Linked DNA regions of Homo sapiens: all the other regions are linked to region 3. A link is a contact called in ENCODE Hi-C or POLR2A ChIA-PET data. All regions are on one chromosome and are shown on one strand. Each heading gives the region's core, a stretch centred on a gene start or an enhancer-like site at or near the end of the contact. The rest is flanking DNA. Distances are from core to core; before and after follow the strand shown.

Region 1 (2,782 bases), core at 142-2,641, 590 kb before region 3:
AAATATTAACCCATCTAATCTCATCACAATGAAGATATGTACTATGAGGTAGGTACTTATCTCCATTCCATTTTACAGGTAAGAAAACTAAGTTACAGAGATTTTAAGTAAACTGCCCAAGATCAGACAACTAGTAGGTAGCAGGAGCCAGGCCTTGAACTCAGGCAGTCCAGCTCCAGAGTTTATTTCTTAATCACTGCACAATGCTACCTCTTTTCTCTTTTGTTTCTTTTCCTTTTTGCTTTCTTCTTCCTCTGCCTACCCTTTGCTGTTGGTGCTCTCCAGGGCTCTGTCTTTAGCCTTATCTTACTCTATTCTCTCTCCCTGTGAGATTTCATCCATTCTTAGAGGTTTTCTGTAGACTCTCCAGTGAGATCTCTAAGCTGGGGAGTAGGACCATTGTTTCTAGCCATATCCCTAATGGCCACCACAGAACTTGGCACATACAAGTGCCAACAAAGTATCTGAATGAATGACAACTCCCAGCTCTATCTCCAGACTGGAGCTGAGCTTCGAGACCTGGACACTCAACTGCCCACTAGACATGCAAAGGATGTTAGCCAAATAAGGGGAAAGTGGGGATAGGATAAAGGGGGAAAGAGTATTCCAGGAAGAAGAGATCAAGCCCTGCCAACTCCATTTCCAGAGTTGTTAAGCTCATTTCTTTCTTCCATCTCCACTGACACAGACCTTCCCTCTTACCTGGCCCACAGTCATGGTCTCCCTGACTCATCTTGCTCCCCTCCACTCGACAGTCCTGTGCCACTCGGTGGCAAAATCTAATCCCCTTCCTCCCTTGCTGATAACCCTCAGCTGGTTTACAAGGCCTCCTCTCACATTTTGTGCCGCAGAACAGAGAAGGAATTGTAGGCCCCTGAAGACCCCAAGCTGTCTCTCCTCGGAGGCCTTTGCTCTAGGGGCTGGTCCCTGTGGGCTGGCATGCCCCTTCTGCGAGCTCTTAAAGACACTGCTCAGGTGTCACCGCCTCTGGAATGCCCACCCTGGGGCTCCCAGCTTGAACTGCCTCCTCTCCGCTTCAGTCCTGGTAAAGGCGGGCCTTAACAATCGTTGAGTCCCAGAAGGCTTCACTTCCGGGCTCGTCTGCTTCACCAGCCAGTGAGCTCGGGCGAGCCCGTCCATTCTGGGTCTCACTATCCCCACACCTATCCGTATGTAGAGTGGCGCTAGCTAGGTCAGACCTCGCCTGAAGACCCTGACATCTGCCGCTGGGCGACTTGGCCCCGCCCCCTTGCCTCCCTTGCGCGGCACCGCCCCACTCCTCCGTGCTCCCCCCGAGGAAATGGTTCAACCGAAGGGCGGTGCCAAGGTGCCCGGGCCGCTCCGATTGGTCAGGGCGAGCCGTACCACGGCGGTGGCGGGGGAGCGCTTCGTGGGCAGCCGGCGGGCTCCGAGGCCGTGAGCGCAAAGCCTCAGGCCCCGGCTCCCTCCTGAGCTGCGCCGTGCCAGGCCGCCCGCCGGGATGCAGTGGGCCGTGGGCCGGCGGTGGGCGTGGGCCGCGCTGCTCCTGGCTGTCGCAGCGGTGCTGACCCAGGTCGTCTGGCTCTGGCTGGGTACGCAGAGCTTCGTCTTCCAGCGCGAAGAGATAGCGCAGTTGGCGCGGCAGTACGCTGGTGAGCGGGCAGAGGGCAGGGAGGGGAGCGGCCGGCCTGGGAGCGGAGCCTAGGGTTCCGAAGGCGCCATCCCCGGACCTAGGACCGGTGCCAGCCCTGACTCCGCCGCCCCTCTGCCTCCGCCAGGGCTGGACCACGAGCTGGCCTTCTCTCGTCTGATCGTGGAGCTGCGGCGGCTGCACCCAGGCCACGTGCTGCCCGACGAGGAGCTGCAGTGGGTGTTCGTGAATGCGGGTGGCTGGATGGGCGCCATGTGCCTTCTGCACGCCTCGCTGTCCGAGTATGTGCTGCTCTTCGGCACCGCCTTGGGCTCCCGCGGCCACTCGGGTCAGTGCTAGCGGCGGGCCAGACTGGGAGGCTGGGGTTGTAAAGGGGCCCATGCCCTCCTTTCTGATGTTTGGCTGGGCCATGCAATGGCGCGAATACCCTGATAGTGTCATGTGCGATTGTCACTCAGGGCGCTACTGGGCTGAGATCTCGGATACCATCATCTCTGGCACCTTCCACCAGTGGAGAGAGGGCACCACCAAAAGTGAGGTCTTCTACCCAGGTGGGTAAGAAGGCTCTGTCAGAGAAGTGGGTCCCTTCACGCGGGGGGTGCCCACAATTGCGGGGAGCATGGCATGGAAAAGGAGTGTGTTGGGGGGGCCCTCCTCATGGTTCCCTTCCTCCACCCTCCCATAAGCCACAGGTGATTGGTTGGGGCAGAGCTGAGGGACTCTTGCTTTCCTCTGTCAAGGGGAAACAAAACATAACAACTTCCTATTAAACATGTCTGATTTTTATCTGCCCAGGCACAATTTTGCCCAGACAGTATTCCAACAACTGTTGGGGAGACAATGGGTAATCAGAAATGCTCTCAATACCCCAAAAGACAAGACAGACAGTTATCTTTTTATTTGTTTGTTTTTTGAGATGGAGTCTTGCTCAGTCGCCCAGGCTGGCGTGCAGTGGCGCGATCTCGGCTCACTGCAAGCTCCGCTTCCCGGGTTCACGCCATTCTCCTGCCTCAGCCTCCCGAGTAGCTGGGACTACAGGCGCCCGCCACCACGCCCGGCTAATTTTTTTTGTATTTTTAGTAGAGACGGGGTTTCACCATACCAGCCAGGATGGTCTCGATCTCCTGACCTCGTGATCCACCCGCCTCGGCC
Region 2 (3,067 bases), core at 483-2,982, 600 kb after region 3:
TCCTCAGGGTCATTAGCCCACCTGGATTAAGTCCCTCTGGAAAATGATTTCTTTGATCTCCTCTGGCAATGCTGCCATAGAAGCTCAGCCTAAGGGCATGTTGTTTGCTCCCAGGCCACCAGATGTTTCCTTGTTATTAAAAGCAGCATAGAGGGCAAGGTTGCACTTCGGGAGGCCGAGGTGGGAGGATCGTTTAAAGCCAGGAGTTTGAGACTAACCTGGGCAACATAGCAAGACCTCATTTTTACAACAGATTTTTAAAAATTAGCTGAGTGTCATGGTGGCACATAGTCCCTATAGTCCCATCCATTCTGGAGGCTGAGGTGGGAGGATCACTTGGGCCCAGGAGTTCGAGGCTACAGTGAGCTGTGATTGCACCACAGCCTGGGTGATGGAGCAAGACCCTACTCTTTAAAAAGAGAGAGAGGGCAAGGTTGTCCCATGATCCCCCTCAGATAGGGCTGACTCCCCCATAATTAAGTTTGCTTAAAGAGGCAGACTTGCTGGGCTCAGTGGCTCACGCCTGTAATCCCAGCACTTTGGGAGGCTGAGGCGGGTGGATAACTTGTGGTCAGGAGTTCGAAATCAGCCTGGTCAACATGGTGAATCCCCATCTCCACTAAAAAAACAAAAATTAGCTGGGCATGGTGGTGTGCACCTGTAATCCCAGCTAATCGGGAGGCTGAAGCAGGAGAATCACTTGAACCTGGGAGGTGGAGGTTGCAGGGAGCCGAGATCACGCCATTGCACTCCACCTAGGCGACAGAGAGAGACTCCGTCTAAAAAAAAAAAAGAGACAGACTCTTCCTTGGCTGGGGGTAAGTCAGATGGGAGAGGAGAGGGTTAAAAACAGCTGGGACTCAGCCTGCTGGCAAACATGTGGCATGTGGCATGTCGGGGCAACTGCAGCTCAGCCTCTGGAGCCATGTGAGCAATGCACGCAGGTACACGTGTGACAAGCTAGGTCACCTAGCCATGTTCAACAGGCATGTGCACAGCCACGAGGAATGCCCAGCCGTACAATTAGGCACACAGGACATCCGCCATGTGTAGACACAGCTGTGGACATAGCTGGCCAGGACATGCGACACACGACGTGCTCATAGCACAGGGAGAAGGGCCCATGAAGTCTGGTTGGAACTCAGCACGTGTGTCTGTGTGCCCACCTGAGTCTGGACTGCTGCCCCTCTGACACTAGCTGTCCCCTTGAAGGGTCGGTGCCTTATCTGTCCTGACAGAAGAGACAGTGTTGCTTCTCACTTGGGGCTCGCAGCCTCCTCCTCCTGCCTCGAACTGAGGATCTGTTGGGTCCAGTCATCCTGGAGAGATGCGGCCAGTTTCTTTCTGACAGGTCTCCTCCTGCCCGCAAGGAAGTGGGGTGATCACAGGGCGCAGGTGGTCTCTATGACAGCTGCATCCTCTCCAGCCATGGCCCTGAACCCTGCCTATAATCCCACCATTGGCTCTCAGATCTGCCTAAGCCTCTCAGCCCCCTTGACGTCCCCTCCCTTAAGCGCCCTCCGAAGGCCACCCGTCCCTCAAAGCTCCTCACACTCCATGCCCGCAGCTCCCTCCACCCGGCGTCCGCACCAGCCTCCCAGCCGAGGTGGGGCGGGGGCGAGGGGGCGCGCACTCCTCGGCGCTCCGGGACTGCAGGGCGGGGCTGCAGGGCGGGCGGGGCCCGTGTCTCCAGCGCTCCTATAAAGGGAGCCACCAGCGCTGGAGGCCGCTGCTCGCTGCGCCACCGCCTCCCGCCACCCCTGCCCGCCCGACAGCGCCGCCGCCTGCCCCGCCATGGGTCGACAGAAGGAGCTGGTGTCCCGCTGCGGGGAGATGCTCCACATCCGCTACCGGCTGCTCCGACAGGCGCTGGCCGAGTGCCTGGGGACCCTCATCCTGGTGGTGAGTGGAGGGAGCCGGGGAAGCCCTTCTCTCTCCAGCCCTTGCACTCCCCAAACTCTCACTTCCCCGAAGGGGCTGTGTTTTCCAAGGTAGCCTGGACCCACCTCCCCAGCTGTGACCCCCACGCTTAACCGCGGAGGATCAAGCTGACTTCCAAAGTCCTCTTCCCCACGGTTCTAACCCCCTCTCTGACAGCTCCGACTCTTGCCAGAATGACAGCTGTTACTCCCCAGTGATAGTGCCGATCGTTTACCCTCCCACAAGTGACTCAGCCAACAGGCTGGGGGCAGCGGTCACGCTTGCAGTCTGGGACAGCCAGCCACTTCCCCTGCCTCCCACACCCCTCCAGATTCCCAGAATCCCAGCCCCCAGATGTAGGGGAGGGGGCGGAGGCAAATGAGCCATTATTAGGTTATTTGGGTCCTGGGTGTCTGGCCTCTAATGAATAATTAAGCCTCAAAAAGTCCAAAGGTTGAAGTGAGTGAGGACAGTTTGCACGAGTGGGGGCAGAGGGTGCAGGCCACATGGGCTGCGAACAGCGAAGTGGGAAGGGAGGCAGATTCTGACGGTAGAAGGGTGGGAGGAAGCTAGGCCCAGGCACAGAGGACGCGTGTCTAAAGTTGCTCACCTGGTGCTCAGCGACTCCCAGGCCCTGTCTGTTATCCAGACAGATGCTGTCAGCGTCTGTGCAGAAGACGACAAGCATTCTGGTTACTCCCTGGCCTCTTGGTTACTCTGTGGGTTCTCTGAGTGAGCATTTCCCTGCCTGAGTTACTCCTCAGTCCTAGTTACTCCTTGGTCACACCAGTTTCACCCTGGTTTTGTTCTGAGTGACTCTGTTTGCACTTCTTAGGTCTGGCAGACCCACCAGTTATGTTCTATTTCCTGTCCCAGTTACTCTGATTTTTCAGCCGCTCATGTGGTTACACCTGTTTTCCTCTGTGTTCAGTTGCTACATTGCAGTGAGTGGGTTACTCCGTTCCTGCCCCAGCCCTGGGTAGTACAGACCAGCTGGCCCACTGTGGACTAGGAAGCCTAACTAAGGGCAAGTAGGGATCCCCAAATGGTTGAGGATCAGGATCTATGGGCAGAGGAGGGCTGAAACCCACTTCTGGCTTCCAAGAATAGGAAGTGGGGAAGCCACAGGGGGCATTTTATCCACAGC
Region 3 (3,035 bases), core at 366-2,865:
ATAACTAGCAAATTAGTAATTAGCATAGTGCCCTGTACAAAGTTCAGTATAAGCTAATTTCCCCTTTCTACCTTACTTAGACCTTTTGGGCCCGATGGGTAGAGTGTGAAAATGATTACTGATACTTACTGAGGGTTTATTATGTGTCAAGCAGGCATTTTACATAATCTCATTTAATTTTCACAAGCCGGTGAAGTGTTATTACAGAGGAAAGCTCCAATTGAGATAAGGCATGCCGGGACTGCAAAGTCCTTGTATGTAACTAGCTTGGGATAAAACAGGCCAGTAAGTAGACCTTGAGAGCTTGTTTAGAGGACCTTGAGAGCTTGTTAACACGGGCGTGCAGCTACTCCTATATCCTTGACTTGTCCTCTTCTATGGGGGATGCTCCTCCTTTTCGACCGAATATGCAGCTTCGGGAGGGACGCACATGGAGAGGTGCGGGAGGAAGGGGCCACCCGCCTAGACAGCCAGATCAGCCGAATCAGCCCTGGCGATCTATGGGGTGACAAGATAGCCAGAACGCCCTCACATCCAAACAGGCCAGTAAATGGAAAATACTTTAAAACACCATGCTACAATTATAAACCATCATCTTATTTATTCGTAATTCTTGGAGTTGACAACAGGTCAGATCCTATTGAGAGGAGGTCATTAATTTTCTAAAGACAGAAAACCTGGGTCTCTTCGGTCAACAAACAACTCTAAGGTTCTTTTTTTAAATCCTTAAATAGGGAAAATCCTGGACTCAAGGAGTTGATTATATGATATAACAGAAATAAACGGCTGACTTGGAGTAGGCGTTCAGTAGATTCTAGTCTTTTCACCCAGAAGGGGCTTGGGAGGGCAAAAGTAAAACCGCACTGAAAAAGACTAAAAGTGGGCGCACCTTCCGCCTTGCCGAGGCTCTCGCTGCTAGCCGTTGGCGTTTTCCCGCGCAGGGGGCAGGGCGCAGAGCGAGCCCAGGAACGTGGGAGCGGAACCCCACCCCCCGCCAGGACTACACCTCCCAGCAGGCACCACGCTCCGCCACATGGCGGGCGGCATCCAATGGTATTAGTCCTTCAAGCCAGCTTAGTCCGCTTTCCGTCCCGGCCTTCCCTCGGCTCTAAGGTCTCTAGGGGGTTCGTCTAGAAGCCCGCTGGAGAAAGGCTGCGGTAGGGGTCGCCTTGGCTGTGCAGCATGTTGGGAGTCGTGGTCCCCTCGTGCAACATTTGGGAGGCCAGGCTTGCCCTGAGTGGTTGGACCACATCACGTGATGAGCACAGGGCGGCCACAGGGGAGTAACCTGTGGTGCTTTGTGAGGTCATCACGGCGCGACGACGAGCTGCAGTTGTGGGCACCTTGTATGCGGTGGGTAATACTCTCCTGATGACTCCGAGTACAATACATATTATCAAGTCTCCCTTATTTGTTCCTTTCTGTGGTCCCCACCTCCACGCGGTTGGCTTCGCGGGGTTGGGGTGGAGGTGGTGGCTGGAAGAGGCCGCGCGCCGCCTAGGCTGACTCTGAAGCCGCGCACGAGCGACGTGTTGTGGCTCCTCCTTCGCCCGTGACGCGAGGTCACGTGACGGGTTGGGCAGCCTGTGCCGCCGCCGCCGCTTTGTAAGAGGCACATTGGCAGGTAACGAGCGGCGGCGGCGGCAGCGGGTCTTGGGTCCTCCGAGAGCAGCAGCGGTAATTGCCATCCTCTCCCTCTCCTTCCCTCTTCCAGGGCCCTGAGCGCTGCAGCGTGTGCTTTCTAATTCTGGGTTCAGCTCGTCTGAAACCCCACCGCCTGCAGACTGCCCCGGCGCCCACCCGTGAGGACCGGGCCGAGCTTCACTCGCCAGGTCCACGGTCCCTCTACGTCCAGGCCCGGGCTCCCTCCTTCCTCTTCCCCTCACGTTGCCCTGTGCTTCTTCCTACTTTCCCCCGTCCAGGTCGGCTGGGCCCCACCCAGCCCCAGGGGTGCCTCCCCTCCCCCCTTTCGGGTTTCTGCCCTGGAGGGTGTGGTTTTCTCTCCCACCTCGGTGCCTGCCAGTAGACTGGAGCTTCCCCGCCACGCTGTCGGTCCCATCTCATCACCTTTCCGCTTTCACGCCCGTAGCTAGTCTTGGGACTGGCCCTGTTATAGCCCCAACTTATGCGCTCTCTAACCTTTCCTGGCTTACCCGGAGTCACAGTTCAGTTCTACTTCTTTTCAATTCTGTAGGGCATTGGTCTCAATTGGGACTCAGTTTTCCTCCACACCCGCCGTTCCTGTAGTCTGGTTATATCACAGTTCATTATTTAATGTAGGTTTTTGAGCGCTTTGTAAACGGCAAAGCTCTCTCTGTTAATAATACATACTCAAAATGTTATTCTTTCATTGGTGCATTACAACTCAGTTGTTTGCCTCTGAATCACTTTCCCACTCGGCTTTTCCACATTTTCCCCTGAGTTTTTAGTCTAATTAGTTGCCCACGCATCTCAACTGTCACCACTCTGGTCTCTAATGCTTGCTCGCTTTAGGGGTTGATCCCATCATTATTACTGTTATTTCCTGTTTGATGTAATCCAGTCATTTACTACCACTTCTATTGGATATTGTTTTTACCTCACATTCAAGGAAGGTATATGGTTTGCCAGTATTTAGGCTTATTGTCTTTCTACAGCACCAGTGTATCCTAACAGTTGAGAGATTTTAAAAAATTACTATTAATTTTAGAGATATGGTCTCCATATGTTGCCCAGGCTGGCCTCCAGCTCCTGGGTTTAAGCGATTCTTTCACCTCAGCCTCCTGAGTATCTGGGATTACAGTGTGCACCACGGTGCTCAGCTAGTTGAGGGTTTTTTCAGGTCTCCATAAGGTATCCAAAGATTATCTTTTATTTGAAGGGCATATAATTTCTTGGGTGAACCCAGTTCTTATATTCCTCTTCCGTTGTGACAGCACTTTTTTCAACAAGGGGTATGCGACTAGTTATTGCATTCCTCACTTTTCACTGTGAATTGTGTATCCGTTTTAGTGCCAGTTTGTGAAAGGTGGAAGGAAGTTGAACATGATACCTAA
Region 4 (2,778 bases), core at 61-2,560, 570 kb after region 3:
CTGGGCAACAGAGGGACACTCACTCTCTCTCAAAAAAAAAAAAAAAAAAAAAAAAAAAAAATATATATATATATATATATATATATATATATATATATATTATATGGTAATAGTTGAATTTAGATGATCCTGCATTAGGAAATAAAATGAAACATATAACGGTTATTACTGGAATAACTGACAAAATTTAAAGATGGAATTTGTATACTAGTATTGAATCACGATTAAATTTCCTTAATTTCATAATCGGGCTGTGCTTACATAAGAGGTAGTCCTTGATCTTAGTAGATACATACCTAAGTATTTAGGGAGATGTGTGATTGGTTTTCAAATGGTTTTGCAAAATAATATGTAAATACATAGGTAAAGATAAACTTGGCAAAATAGTAACACTAAGTGAATCTAGGTGAAGAGTATATGCGCATTCATTATATTATTCTTGCAACATTTGTTTTAAATTTTTAATAGTTTAAAAATAGGCCGGGAGCAGTGGCTCAGGCCTGTAATCCCAGCATTTCGGGAGGCCAAGGTGGGCGGGTCACTGGCAGTCAGGAGTTTGAGACCAGCCTAGGCAACATGAGGAAACCCCATCTCTAGTGAAAATACAAAAATTAGACGGGTGTGATGGTACCTGCCTGTAATCCCAGCTCCTCAGGAGGCTGAGGCACGAGAATCGCTTGAGCCTGGGAGAGGGAGGATGCAGGGAGCTGAGATCGTGCCACTGCACTCCAGCCTGGGCGACAGAGCAAGACTACTCCAAAAATAAATAAATAAATAAATAAATAAATAAATAAATAAATAAATAAAAATAACTAAATTACTTGAAATTGTAATAAGCTAAGTAATAAGTAAAAACTGGAGAAAAGTCATAACAATAATTCGGGAACAAGATGATGTGACGGGCTAAACCTGGCAGTGAAGACACAGAAAAATGAATAAATTCAAGGTATGTTTTGGAGGTAGAACTGACAAGATTTGTTAACTGATAAGGTGTAGCAAATAAAGAAAAAGGGAGGAATAACTGCTGTAAACAAACCTGACCAAAAGGAACAAACTAGCTCCGCCCTTCCCGATTGCAGCCACGCGAAGGAAGTGAGGAAAAGAAAGCAAAGGCCTAGCTACGGGCAGGCTTCCGTTCTAGCGTCGCGAAGAGGCCGTAAAGCACAGAAACCCGTTTGTCCCCTCCCCTAATGGGCGGGCCTTGAGACTGCCCGGCCAATGGCAAGCGAGTAATCGACTGATAATCCAATAGCTCTGGAGTGGGTGGAGTCCTGAGGAATTGGGGTGGGCTGGACTTGGGCCTGGAGTTAGGCATTTCCGCCCACGTGGGAAGCTATGAGGTATAGACCCGGCTAGAATCTGAAGTGCGGGAGAGTGCTGGACCCTGAGTGATGGGGCCGGCGCCAGCTGGAGAGCAGCTTCGCGGAGCGACTGGAGAGCCAGAGGTGGGTTGAGCCATCGGGGAGGAACAGAGGCTCAATGTGCGCTCCCTTGGCTGCAGGGCCCGAGATGGCGTGATCTGACAGCTTGCGGGTGAAAGCCATGCCGGCGGCCCATTCTGGAGGATGTTTCCAGCCAGTGGCACTGAGACAGGGCTTGCTAGGGGTGATGGAACCTGGCAGTATTTGGTTAGAAGCAGTGAAGCCGGTAGAGCCTCTGCTCTCTTCTGGAGCTCTGCACCTCAAAGTTGAAGAGACCCACACTTGGGTCGTTTCTTTTATTTGGTGGTCCTTGACGATAAGCGGGATCTTCCTCCACAGAATTTGTGTCCAGTTCTGTGCTCCCCGCTGTAGCGGAGGGCATACGGTGCCTCTCCTGGAGCGCTCCAGTAAGGCTCTCTGGGATGAGAGGCATCGTGGAGCGGATGGGCCCACGGCTGTAGGGGAAAAGGTTTGGGATCCTGCACGCTTGCCTTTGAAGCCTGCTCATAGTACGGGTGTACCAGTTGTGGAACCTCGAGTGAATAGTGGGACTTCAAGTGTCTTCAAGAATTATTTTGAGGATTTAATGACTTGCTAAATGTGTCCTCTGGGGTCCAGTCGGTTCTAGCTCCTTCCATCAGTGAGTATTTAGTGTAAACTGAGGCAGTCAGGTCTTCCTAGAGGAGGTGGAACCTGGCAGGATTTGGTTGGAGCGAGAATGGGAAAGACATTTGAGAAGTCCCAGGCCTATATCAGCAGAAGAGGAAACTTCCTGAAAATACAAGGGGCCTGGGCATTACTTAGGGCAGGGCTCAGTCAGCTTCTTTTTTTTTTTTTTTTTTTTGACAGTCTTGCTCTGTTGCCCAGGCTAGAATGCAATGGCACGATCTCGGCTCACTTCAGCCTCTGCCTCCTGGGTTCAAGTGATTTTCCTGCCTCAGTCTCCCGCGTAGCTGAGATTACAGGCATGTGCCACCACACCTGGCTAATTTTTGTATTTTTAATAGAGACGGAGTTTCCCCATGTTGGCCAGGCTGATTTCGAACTCCTGACTTCAGCTGATCCGCCCAGCTCCACCTCCCAAACTGCTGGGATTACAGGCGTCAGCCACCGTGTCCAGCCTGGGCCCAGTCAGCTTCTATCACTACCAATTCCAAACAGAGCTCCATGCTTGTGGTGTCAGGTAGACAGGAGAGCTCTTAACTCAAGGAATTTTCGGCTCAGCGCTCAGTGATGTTCATCCAAGTAACGATTCTCCTGAGTTTTACAAAATCTGACTCCTACTCAAAAGAGGGACAGAGCAGGTGAAGCTTTTACCCACAACCTATCATGGTGGCACTTTAGGCAGCAGATGCTA
Region 5 (3,174 bases), core at 36-2,535, 780 kb after region 3:
AATGCACTGGTAGTTACTGCAATACACTTATTCCAGAAGGGGCAGGTAGAGAGGAAGGAATACAGAGGAAGAAAAGAGGAGCTTAAGGGGAAGGGTGAAAAACAGTGGTTCACAAAGAAGGGTATTCCCAACCAGAAACCCTGGGCTTTATAAATTATTCTCTTACCCCCCGCCACACTGCCCCGATTCTGATATACCAGGTAGCCTTCAAGTGGGTTGGGGCAGAAAATAATTTGAGAATCACTGAGTTGAGTTGGAATTTCCCTAGAATCAGAGACTAGCCAGGCTGAGAGTTCCTCCAAGAGGCACATGAAATGGGCCAGTGCCAAGTGAAACCAGCTGATTGTAGATCTAATGCCATTCCCTAAATCGGGGATGGTGGCTTAATCTGAGGGGCTAGGGTTCTGAGTTTTGTGTTACTGAGATCCAGGACGAAGGCACAGATATGTTGACCTAGGATATCAAGCTGAGTCCTGATGTGGACTGGGGATGACAGATGGAAGAAGGGTAAGGGATCAGGCAGGATGAGGTGGGAAGGGTGTATGGGCCTAGGGCTGGGTGAGGTGAGAGGATCAAGGCGAGAGCGAGTGGACGGGCAATGGGCATCAAAACGGGTTGGGTGCTGGCAGGGCAAGGCAGTGATGGGGTTAGGGGTTCCCTGGTTTGTGGCGTTAGGAATGACTTGGGTAACAGGGATGAAGGGGAGAAGGTGAGATAGAGAGGGACGACGTGTAAGGGGCCCAGGACCCGAAATGAAGTGGAAGAATATGGGCCCGGGGCTGGGGGTGGGCGGGGTCGGGTGTGTCAGAGGTCCTGAGCCTACTTATGCATGATCAAATGCCCACCGTGCCAATGCAGTCAGTCAGGCTGGGCGGCGGAGCCTTGGGTTTCGCTTTCCCGAAGAGTCGGTTCATCTTGAGCAGCCGCGAAGAAACCCAAACACTAGAGCAAAACCAGAAACGGAAGCAGAGTCACTCCCGCCTCGACTTCCGGCCCCTCCGTGCGCAAGCGCAATATGCCTCCTGGCGTTTCCCGATTCTTTTTCCGGATTTTCAGCCGGGTCTTCCGGGGATGGAGAGCAAAAGGACTTGGTGCTCTCGGAGAGAGCCTGCAGGGGGCGGGGTGTTGGTAGAAGGAGTGGGAGGGGTTTTACTGTAGCAAGGCGGGGCCTCAGTTGAGTGGGTGGGGCCTGGAGGCAACTAACGCGGCATAGGGCGAGGGCGGGGCCGGCAGGCCGGGGCGGGGCTGGGAAGTAGTCGGGCGGGGTTGTGAGACGCCGCGCTCAGCTTCCATCGCTGGGCGGTCAACAAGTGCGGGCCTGGCTCAGCGCGGGGGGGCGCGGAGACCGCGAGGCGACCGGGAGCGGCTGGGTTCCCGGCTGCGCGCCCTTCGGCCAGGCCGGGAGCCGCGCCAGTCGGAGCCCCCGGCCCAGCGTGGTCCGCCTCCCTCTGGGCGTCCACCTGCCCGGAGTACTGCCAGCGGGCATGACCGACCCACCAGGGGCGCCGCCGCCGGCGCTCGCAGGCCGCGGATGAAGAAGAAAACCCGGCGCCGCTCGACCCGGAGCGAGGAGTTGACCCGGAGCGAGGAGTTGACCCTGAGTGAGGAAGCGACCTGGAGTGAAGAGGCGACCCAGAGTGAGGAGGCGACCCAGGGCGAAGAGATGAATCGGAGCCAGGAGGTGACCCGGGACGAGGAGTCGACCCGGAGCGAGGAGGTGACCAGGGAGGAAATGGCGGCAGCTGGGCTCACCGTGACTGTCACCCACAGTGAGTGTCGGGCGCCAGGTGGGCTCCATGCAGGTCCCGAAAGCCCGGCGGGGTCTGTGGGTTTAGTCACGTGTCCTCCAGAAGCGTGTGACCTTGCGCTTGTCCTGGCGTCCGGAAGCGTGGGTTATTGGTTGTGTCCGTGGAACTGTCTTTTGTCCCGGGCTTGTGTCTGTACACTTTTCCATGTGGCCGGTGTATTTTGTCTCTGGTCATTTGTGCGATCCTGGGTGTTTGAGCTTCTCCGTGCTTTACGTCGTGGGCCTGGTTGTGTTTGTGTGCCCGCGCAGTTATTGTGCCCTTTGTGTCAGGCATATATTGGGCCATGTGGTCTACGACTGCTCCGTGTGTGATAAGTCAGAACTTCGTGCATGCCGGGGTGCTCCTCGTGTGCTGAGTGCCTTCTCCGTGTGCGCCGCTTGAGTTGGCCGTGGGTCCAAGCGTTGTACTCTGGGCACCCTTTGGGTCTGCCTACTGTTGGAGTTGACACACCACCAAATGAAGTCAGTACACCGGAGAGCTGAGTCCATGAGGTTTCTCTAGAACCAGCTAGGGGAGGCCCAAGGGTCTGGGAATCTGGAGACCTGGATTCTAGATCCTGCGGTTTTGAGTGACCTTGGGATGGACGGCTTCTTCTAAGAATCCGGTTTCTCCTCTGTGAAGTAGATTTGGTAACCCTGGCTCCTGCTGACCTCACGGAGCTGTTGGGGGAACCAAACCTTGGTGTAATGTACTGTACACAGGCTCCCTCCTTGCTGTCCGCATCCCTGGAAAAGAATTGGCGTCTCTTCTTCAGAAAGAAAGGCTCTGCTGTTCGTATGCATTTGTCTGTTTACTTAGCACAAATCATGGATGCACTCAAGTGTGTTCAGTGGGAGAGACTTGGAGGAAAACAGTCACTTGCCCATTACAGCAAGCGAGACGAGACCAATACAATACAGGGTACAGGGCAGTCAAGCCACAGGAAGCAGATGGCTTGTGATGAAAAAGGTGGGCTTGGGAATCAGCTAGATCTGATATCAACTTCTGATTCCAACAGTTGAGTCTCCATAGGCAGTCCTTAACTTGCCTGAAGTCACAGTTTGCTCATCTGTGAAATAAGAAGTAATAGGTAGATCTACTTCGTGGGGTTTATCTGAGGATTAAATTAGATTATGCATGAAATGCTTAAAATGTTAGCAGATATCATTCATATTGTTAGTTATTATAATAGAGGAAACAGAGATACTTGAGGAGGTCACCAGAGGAAAGCTGGGTGGCATGGGGGCAGGCTCTGTGGAGTAGGTGGCATATGAGCTGGGCCTTGAAGGCTGGGTAAATAAATGTGATAAAGTGTCATCCTATATTGGTGTATGTGAAAGAATCATATTCGTCAAATGCTTTTCTTTCTCCCCAGGCAATGAGAAGC
Region 6 (2,983 bases), core at 456-2,955, 610 kb before region 3:
TTAAGTTAAAGAAAGAGATGGCCCAGTTTCTGGCTGGGGCCAAAGCTACAGCAGATTGTGGCTGGGGAGAAGACTTGGTCTTAAAGGGGAGAGATGGGTGCACACCCAAAAGCATTTGTTTTCTGCCTTCCGAAGACTTCTGGACCGACAAGCCCAGGGAAGACCAGAAAGTATGTAGCGCACAGCCAAGTGATGAAGAAGGTCTATGACAAGCCCGAGGAACCTGGGAGATTTCCTTGGGATTTCCTCAGTGGCTACACCCAACAAGCCTTGGGACACAAGAGAAAGGCCTAAGCCCTATCCCAAGAGAAAGCCTACTCCATAGAGAGTGGCTGACCCTACAGCAGACGACTGCAACAAGATAAGGGCTGGATTACTGTGTTATGACTTGGTTTATGTTTCAAATATAGAGCAGGACTTGCAGATTGAGATCCCTGGACCAGGAGTGGGAAATTCTTAAAGGAGCCAGGGGCACTGAACTTGGCAGCATACCCCCACCCTAGGCAGCTCCCAGCTTCCTGGAAAGGACTGGATAAAGATGAATAGGAGCTTTGCATTGCAGGGAGGGGGTAAAGAACGGAGTGACAGCTGGGTATGGGATTAGGAGAGAAGCGGCTATAGCTGGAGGGTGGGATGCAGGGGGTATAGCAGTTGGACATGAGGGTGTGACTGAACCCGGGTAGGGAGAGGGGATGTTCCTCCAGGCCCAGGAAGGAGGCTGGAATTTGAGTAAAACAAAGATGTAATTGAGTGCTTGAGTCCAATGTCTTCAACAAGTCAGGGACTGGATCTGGAGACCCTAGGCCCCTGCTGGCAAGAGGTTGGCATTCCTGGAACAGGACTAGACAAAAACAGGAAGGTAAGATTCACTGGGCCTTTTACCTGTTTTGACAACAGTAACCTAGCACCAAAGAGCTTTTATCTTCCCTCCTTATCTACCCCACCTTTCCTCCCTGTCTCATCATCCTGGGGAAAGCTGCCCCACCTCAGCATCTCCAAAACACCCTTAATATTACCATAAAGGGCCTTCCCCCAGCTTCTCTGAATGGGGCTGGCCTCAGCCAAGAACCCTCCTCAGCCAGAAGGGCCTGCTCTAGGGACCCATTCCCATCCATTTCTTCTGATAAGACAGGCAGGCCAAGCCAGGAAGTGGGGAGGAGAAGGTGAAGGCAAGTTGGTGCTTGCCTGCCCTCTGCTCCCACCCCACCCACAACTCCCCTGTCAGAATCTGTGTGTGCTAGTGTGAATTTGCTTGTGATTGGATGACTGTGAAAACACAATTGGGTGGGAGAGGGACTTTGAGTATAACCGGGGCTATATAATTTTGTCTACGGTTGTCTGATCATGAGTATGACTTTGTGAGGTTGACCAAGTGATTGAGGAGTGACTTTGAATGTGTGGCTATGCGTATTTGAGTGTGAATGTCTATCATTAGATGCTGCTGTGGATGCTTGACTGCCCTTACTCACTGTTCCATCAGTCCCTACATCACACACTAATCCTTCCCCCAGCTTCACTGCCCAGAGCTTAGGAGCACATGGGAAATGGCTATCCTAGATGAGGAAGGAGTCTGTGGCAACAGGCCGAGAATTAGGGCCCAGGAGTGTCACAGGTTACACAGTACATCTCCAACTGCCTCTGACTCACCTAGTGCCCCAGGTAAAAGGCACCCAGATAAAAGGTAGGGGAGGAGGAGAGAGAGAGAAGGAAGAGTCTAGGCTGAGCAACATGAAGGGGCCCCCAACCTTCTGCAGCCTCCTGCTGCTGTCATTGCTCCTGAGCCCAGACCCTACAGCAGGTGAGTACTTGGGGGTATAGAAAGCTGGGGGTCTGGGTGAATGGGATGAAGTTGAAAAGACCCAGGAAATCCAACCTAACCTCCAGCTGTCTGGCAGAGAGGTTCTTGGTCAGGATCCCTCTGAACACATGGCCCTGTTGCCCCTAGCATTCCTACTGCCACCCAGCACTGCCTGCTGTACTCAGCTCTACCGAAAGCCACTCTCAGACAAGCTACTGAGGAAGGTCATCCAGGTGGAACTGCAGGAGGCTGACGGGGACTGTCACCTCCAGGCTTTCGTGTGAGCTCCCACCCCTGATACCCCTGACTCTGACCTCAGTCCCAACCCCTAATGCTGATCCCAACCCCAGCCCTAACTGCTAATTCTGTTGCCAACTCAGGTTTTCATCTGGTCCTTGCTCCTAACCCCTAATTAGGGTCATTGGGGATGACCCTAATCTCATCCCCAAGCTATGGTCATAGCTTTGGACCTTTCTCTACCCAGGCTTCACCTGGCTCAACGCAGCATCTGCATCCACCCCCAGAACCCCAGCCTGTCACAGTGGTTTGAGCACCAAGAGAGAAAGCTCCATGGGACTCTGCCCAAGCTGAATTTTGGGATGCTAAGGAAAATGGGCTGAAGCCCCCAATAGCCAAATAATAAAGCAGCATTGGATAATAATTTCTGAGTATAATCTCCAAGAACTTCCTTATTCTCTTTATTCACACCTGCACAACCCCTGCAAGGGGAAAGGCCAAGAGCCAAGGACCCACACACACTCCCCAGGCACCTACATACATGCATGCAGAGAATACATGTTCCCTGCCTCACAGACACATGGTCACACATGGACACAGATGTACACATTACACACGTTCCTTGAGCAGAACTCCAACTCTGGGGTGAAATCAGAGGTACAAGCACCTTTCAGCTGCAAATTTGAAATACAGGGTCTCACAGAAATGGGCTCCAAACAGAACTTCCAGCTGAGATCCAACCATAGGGATCTACTGTCCTGCCTGGTTTCTATCCACACCAGCAAGACAGAATTATAGGTGGAATCTGCCGAAGCCCTCCTGGGTCCTCTACAGGTTTGGAGCTCCTAGAAGAAGCAGGAGGCAAATCAGGAGAGACAGTAAGACCGGATCTTGGCCCAGACACCCTGAGAATGAGGGAGGTGACTCAGTTCTAAGCTTAACACTCTG
Region 7 (2,751 bases), core at 25-2,524, 560 kb before region 3:
ATTTATCCCACATTTACCAATAAGAGACCTCCAAATGTCAGATGATGGGAGTAGATAGGGCTAATCCCTGCCCTGCACGGGCTAGCAGGATAGACAGTAAAGGAAAAGGGCAGTCCTATCAGGTGGACACAGAAGAAAAAAGGGACTGAAGGGACCTGGTAAGTGATATCCAGGGACTTTCAGAGCCAAGGGAGCAGCATGTGCAAAGGCCTTTAAATTTCTCTCTTGGGAGCCTACCTGCTGCCACGAGCCGAGAAGGGCAGCCTAAGAGGTTTGGATGCAGGAAGTTTTGGTCCTGGGGAGGGGAAGTTGGGAAGTAGGGGCGCTGGGGCAAGCATGTTGAGAAACAGATTGGCACCGTAGTCCACCAAATGTTTGCTGCCCCCTTGTGGTCTCAGGGAGTGCTCTGGCTCCAGACCCTTTTTCCAACGGCCCATTGGCCGCCCCGCCTTTGCGACCTCTCCGGCACCTCAAATTCAGCGTGTCCAAACCGATCTGAAACCTGGGAGTCACCCTAGATCGGAATTTCCTACTTCTCCGTCCAAACAGTGGCCAACTCGTCACTGAACCTACTAGTATCTCCCAACTTAATCTTTTTTCCATTCCCACCGCGATTTCTCTGGTTCATTAATGTAACAAATCATTTAACAAATATTGAGCGCCGGTCATACGCCAGGCACCATACTAGGCTCCGTGGGCACCCCCGCCCCCTCAGCCCCCAGACTCCGCGGCAGGTGTCGTCAGGGGCTGTGGCCCGATTTCCCCACCACTCCCTCCTCGGCTCCCTGCACAAGATCTGGTTCGACTGGCCCCTGGAAAACCCGGAAAACCCCCGTGGTCCGCCAGCGCCCACAGGATGAGGTCGAAGCTCAGAAGTCGGTAACTAAGGCTCTCGCCCATGCAACAGCAGCCACTACAAACTGAAGCCTTTGTTCGCACCCACGGTGAAACCCACAGCTCCCCGTTTGCTCAACAGCTAACGCCAGCCCTCCCATCTTCTAAGGGCCAGATCCCCCTCCTTCAGACGCAGGACTTCCCCGACGGCCGCTCCTTTCTACCGCAGGGAACTGTCCTGCCTCCCTCCGGGGCGTAACAGCGGAGGCTGCGCTCGTGTTCCCATCCCCGCTGGGACTGGTCCGGGGCGCTCTGGCCAGCGGGTTGTTTCCGCGGCGGAGATGCCTCGGGGCCCGTCCCTCACGCCCCGCCCCTCACGCCCCGCCCCCTCGGGGCGTGCGCGGCCCCGCGGCCTTAGTGCGCTCCGGGCCCGCGCGCCATCTTGGCTCCGGATCGTGCGTGAGGCGGCTTCGGTGAGAGCCGGAACCGGGCGGGCAGAGGGGCGCTCGTAGGGTTGGGGGACGCCTGTGGCTTGGCTGCAGCGGCCGGCAAGACCCTGGAAGAGACCGTGGCTATGGAAACGGCCAAGGCTGTCTTGGAATGTCCTGAGCAGCCCTCCGAGTCGAGCCTCTGCCCCCGAGTTTCTGAGTGACCTGGGTTGATATAGATTGACCTTGGTAATCTCTGGGAGAGGGGATCCGTTCTGTTTGGGGGCAGCACTGGATAAGGGTTCTTGGCTGTTTCCCGGGGGGCCTGGGGCGAAGGGCCTTGTCCCTGTCCTTGTAGAGCCCCAAGTGAGGAGCGCTCTCTATTGGTATTAGTCTGGGGTGAGGGTTCCAGGCCCTGTTCCAAGGAGCCCAGGATAAGGGGGGCTAAGCCCCAGTCCTGGAGAGTTTAGGATGAGGGGGCCTGGCACTTTCCCAAAGAGCTCAGTGTTTGGGGAATGTGATCCTGCCTCTTGGACTCCAGGATTGGAGGTGGGGGTGTTATGGCCCTTGTAGAGGAACGGGGTGTATGGGGTACAGCCCTTTCCCAGACTGCGGCAGGCATGGACCTTGTCACGAGATGCTAAGGACAAGGGGACATGATCCTGTTTCTGGGAAGTCTGGAACGGGGAGCAGGGCCATATCCTGGATGGAGATAGGGGATGGTGGACAGTGACTTGGGGCACATTGCTTAGCACTTACCTGATGCTTCCCTGCAGTGGGCAGCGAGAGTCACAGACAAGACAGCAAGCAGGATGGAGCACTACCGGAAAGCTGGCTCTGTAGAGCTCCCAGCGCCTTCCCCAATGCCCCAGCTACCTCCTGATACCCTTGAGATGCGGGTCCGAGATGGCAGCAAAATTCGCAACCTGCTGGGGTTGGCTCTGGGTCGGTTGGAGGGCGGCAGTGCTCGGCATGTAGTGTTCTCAGGTTCTGGCAGGGCTGCAGGAAAGGCTGTCAGCTGCGCTGAGATTGTCAAGCGGCGGGTCCCAGGCCTGCACCAGCTCACCAAGCTACGTTTCCTTCAGACTGAGGACAGCTGGGTCCCAGCCTCACCTGACACAGGGCTAGACCCCCTCACAGTGCGCCGCCATGTGCCTGCAGTGTGGGTGCTGCTCAGCCGGGACCCCCTGGACCCCAATGAGTGTGGTTACCAACCCCCAGGAGCACCCCCTGGCCTGGGTTCCATGCCCAGCTCCAGCTGTGGCCCTCGTTCCCGAAGAAGGGCTCGAGACACCCGATCGTGAAGACCTGCTGAGCCAGCCTGTTCTCCGGGCCTGAATGTCTGGGGTGCTTGTGCCTTTTCTGAGAAGCGTTGTGACTGCTCAACATCCCCATCAAGGTTTGAGTCCACAAAAGTGGACCTCCCTATCATGCTTCCCCTTCCCTCTAGCATGTGGGAAGGGACTGCTGTGAAGAATGACAGATGTGG

Evidence for each region. A loop is a pair of places that touch in the nucleus more often than their neighbours do. ChIA-PET counts read pairs that join two places held with the same protein, here RNA polymerase II (POLR2A). Pooled maps may share reads with other maps.
Region 1: a loop to region 3 is called in a map of CD4-positive, alpha-beta T cell, with 3 times the contacts of the local background. The contact joins the promoter of SIGMAR1 here to the promoter of UBAP2 in region 3. A Hi-C loop is called at or near these places in 1 of 168 maps with a recorded cell type or tissue (CD4-positive, alpha-beta T cell), 4 of 37 single-sample maps with no recorded cell type and 11 of 50 pooled maps. POLR2A ChIA-PET finds 5 or more read pairs at or near these places in 2 of 52 experiments (activated B cell and activated CD4-positive, alpha-beta T cell).
Region 2: a pooled map shows a loop between it and region 3 (9-fold over the local background). The contact joins the promoter of AQP3 here to the promoter of UBAP2 in region 3. A Hi-C loop is called at or near these places in 1 of 37 single-sample maps with no recorded cell type and 9 of 50 pooled maps. POLR2A ChIA-PET finds 5 or more read pairs at or near these places in 2 of 52 experiments (GM10248 and H1).
Region 4: a map of naive thymus-derived CD4-positive, alpha-beta T cell shows a loop between it and region 3 (25-fold over the local background). The contact joins the promoter of NOL6 here to the promoter of UBAP2 in region 3. A Hi-C loop is called at or near these places in 1 of 168 maps with a recorded cell type or tissue (naive thymus-derived CD4-positive, alpha-beta T cell), 3 of 37 single-sample maps with no recorded cell type and 17 of 50 pooled maps. POLR2A ChIA-PET finds 5 or more read pairs at or near these places in 2 of 52 experiments (HEK293 and activated CD4-positive, alpha-beta T cell).
Region 5: a map of B cell shows a loop between it and region 3 (8-fold over the local background). The contact joins the promoter of BAG1 here to the promoter of UBAP2 in region 3. A Hi-C loop is called at or near these places in 2 of 168 maps with a recorded cell type or tissue (B cell and CD4-positive, alpha-beta memory T cell) and 12 of 50 pooled maps.
Region 6: a loop to region 3 is called in a map of CD8-positive, alpha-beta T cell, with 16 times the contacts of the local background. The contact joins the promoter of CCL27 here to the promoter of UBAP2 in region 3. A Hi-C loop is called at or near these places in 4 of 168 maps with a recorded cell type or tissue (CD8-positive, alpha-beta T cell and naive thymus-derived CD4-positive, alpha-beta T cell) and 7 of 50 pooled maps.
Region 7: a map of CD4-positive, alpha-beta T cell shows a loop between it and region 3 (3-fold over the local background). The contact joins the promoter of RPP25L here to the promoter of UBAP2 in region 3. A Hi-C loop is called at or near these places in 2 of 168 maps with a recorded cell type or tissue (CD4-positive, alpha-beta T cell and naive thymus-derived CD4-positive, alpha-beta T cell), 2 of 37 single-sample maps with no recorded cell type and 14 of 50 pooled maps.

The regions. Positions count from the first base shown.
Region 1 is chr9:34,636,396-34,639,177 of GRCh38, reverse strand. SIGMAR1 (sigma non-opioid intracellular receptor 1) reads left to right here and starts at 1,391. Exons shown (of 4, transcript NM_005866.4): 1 at 1,391-1,631; 2 at 1,758-1,958; 3 at 2,089-2,181. The coding sequence starts at 1,481. RefSeq lists a silencer at 1,152-1,641.
Region 2 is chr9:33,446,258-33,449,324 of GRCh38, reverse strand. It overlaps AQP3 (aquaporin 3 (Gill blood group)), which reads left to right and starts at 1,732. Exons shown (of 6, transcript NM_004925.5): 1 at 1,732-1,902. The coding sequence starts at 1,795. RefSeq lists a silencer at 1,557-1,746.
Region 3 is chr9:34,047,467-34,050,501 of GRCh38, reverse strand. UBAP2 (ubiquitin associated protein 2) reads left to right here and starts at 1,615. Exons shown (of 29, transcript NM_001370062.2): 1 at 1,615-1,677. It also overlaps the pseudogene RN7SKP114. RefSeq lists enhancers at 1-792, 983-1,512, 793-1,648, 1,649-2,505 and silencers at 1,543-1,632, 1,783-1,832.
Region 4 is chr9:33,472,456-33,475,233 of GRCh38, reverse strand. NOL6 (nucleolar protein 6) reads left to right here and starts at 1,310. Exons shown (of 26, transcript NM_022917.5): 1 at 1,310-1,445. The coding sequence starts at 1,392. It overlaps LOC107987061 (a long non-coding RNA gene), which reads right to left and starts at 1,094. Exons shown (of 3, transcript XR_001746648.3): 1 at 1,037-1,094. RefSeq lists an enhancer at 1,359-1,698.
Region 5 is chr9:33,262,819-33,265,992 of GRCh38, reverse strand. It overlaps BAG1 (BAG cochaperone 1), which reads left to right and starts at 1,285. Exons shown (of 7, transcript NM_004323.6): 1 at 1,285-1,769; 2 at 3,163-3,174. The coding sequence starts at 1,319. CHMP5 (charged multivesicular body protein 5) reads right to left here and starts at 944. Exons shown (of 8, transcript NM_016410.6): 1 at 846-944. The coding sequence starts at 914. RefSeq lists enhancers at 737-976, 1,507-2,096, 2,227-2,276 and a silencer at 1,157-1,476.
Region 6 is chr9:34,661,379-34,664,361 of GRCh38, reverse strand. CCL27 (C-C motif chemokine ligand 27) reads left to right here and starts at 1,705. Exons shown (of 3, transcript NM_006664.4): 1 at 1,705-1,798; 2 at 1,946-2,078; 3 at 2,283-2,472. The coding sequence starts at 1,729. The coding sequence ends at 2,418. IL11RA (interleukin 11 receptor subunit alpha) reads right to left here. Exons shown (of 13, transcript NM_001142784.3): 13 at 2,460-2,880. The coding sequence ends at 2,864. It overlaps LOC730098, which reads left to right. Exons shown (of 3, transcript NM_001320038.2): 3 at 1-199.
Region 7 is chr9:34,610,620-34,613,370 of GRCh38, reverse strand. It overlaps RPP25L (ribonuclease P/MRP subunit p25 like), which reads left to right and starts at 1,274. Exons shown (of 2, transcript NM_148178.3): 1 at 1,274-1,307; 2 at 2,039-2,751. The coding sequence starts at 2,075. The coding sequence ends at 2,566. RefSeq lists enhancers at 473-522, 650-699, 1,803-2,356 and a silencer at 1,100-1,339.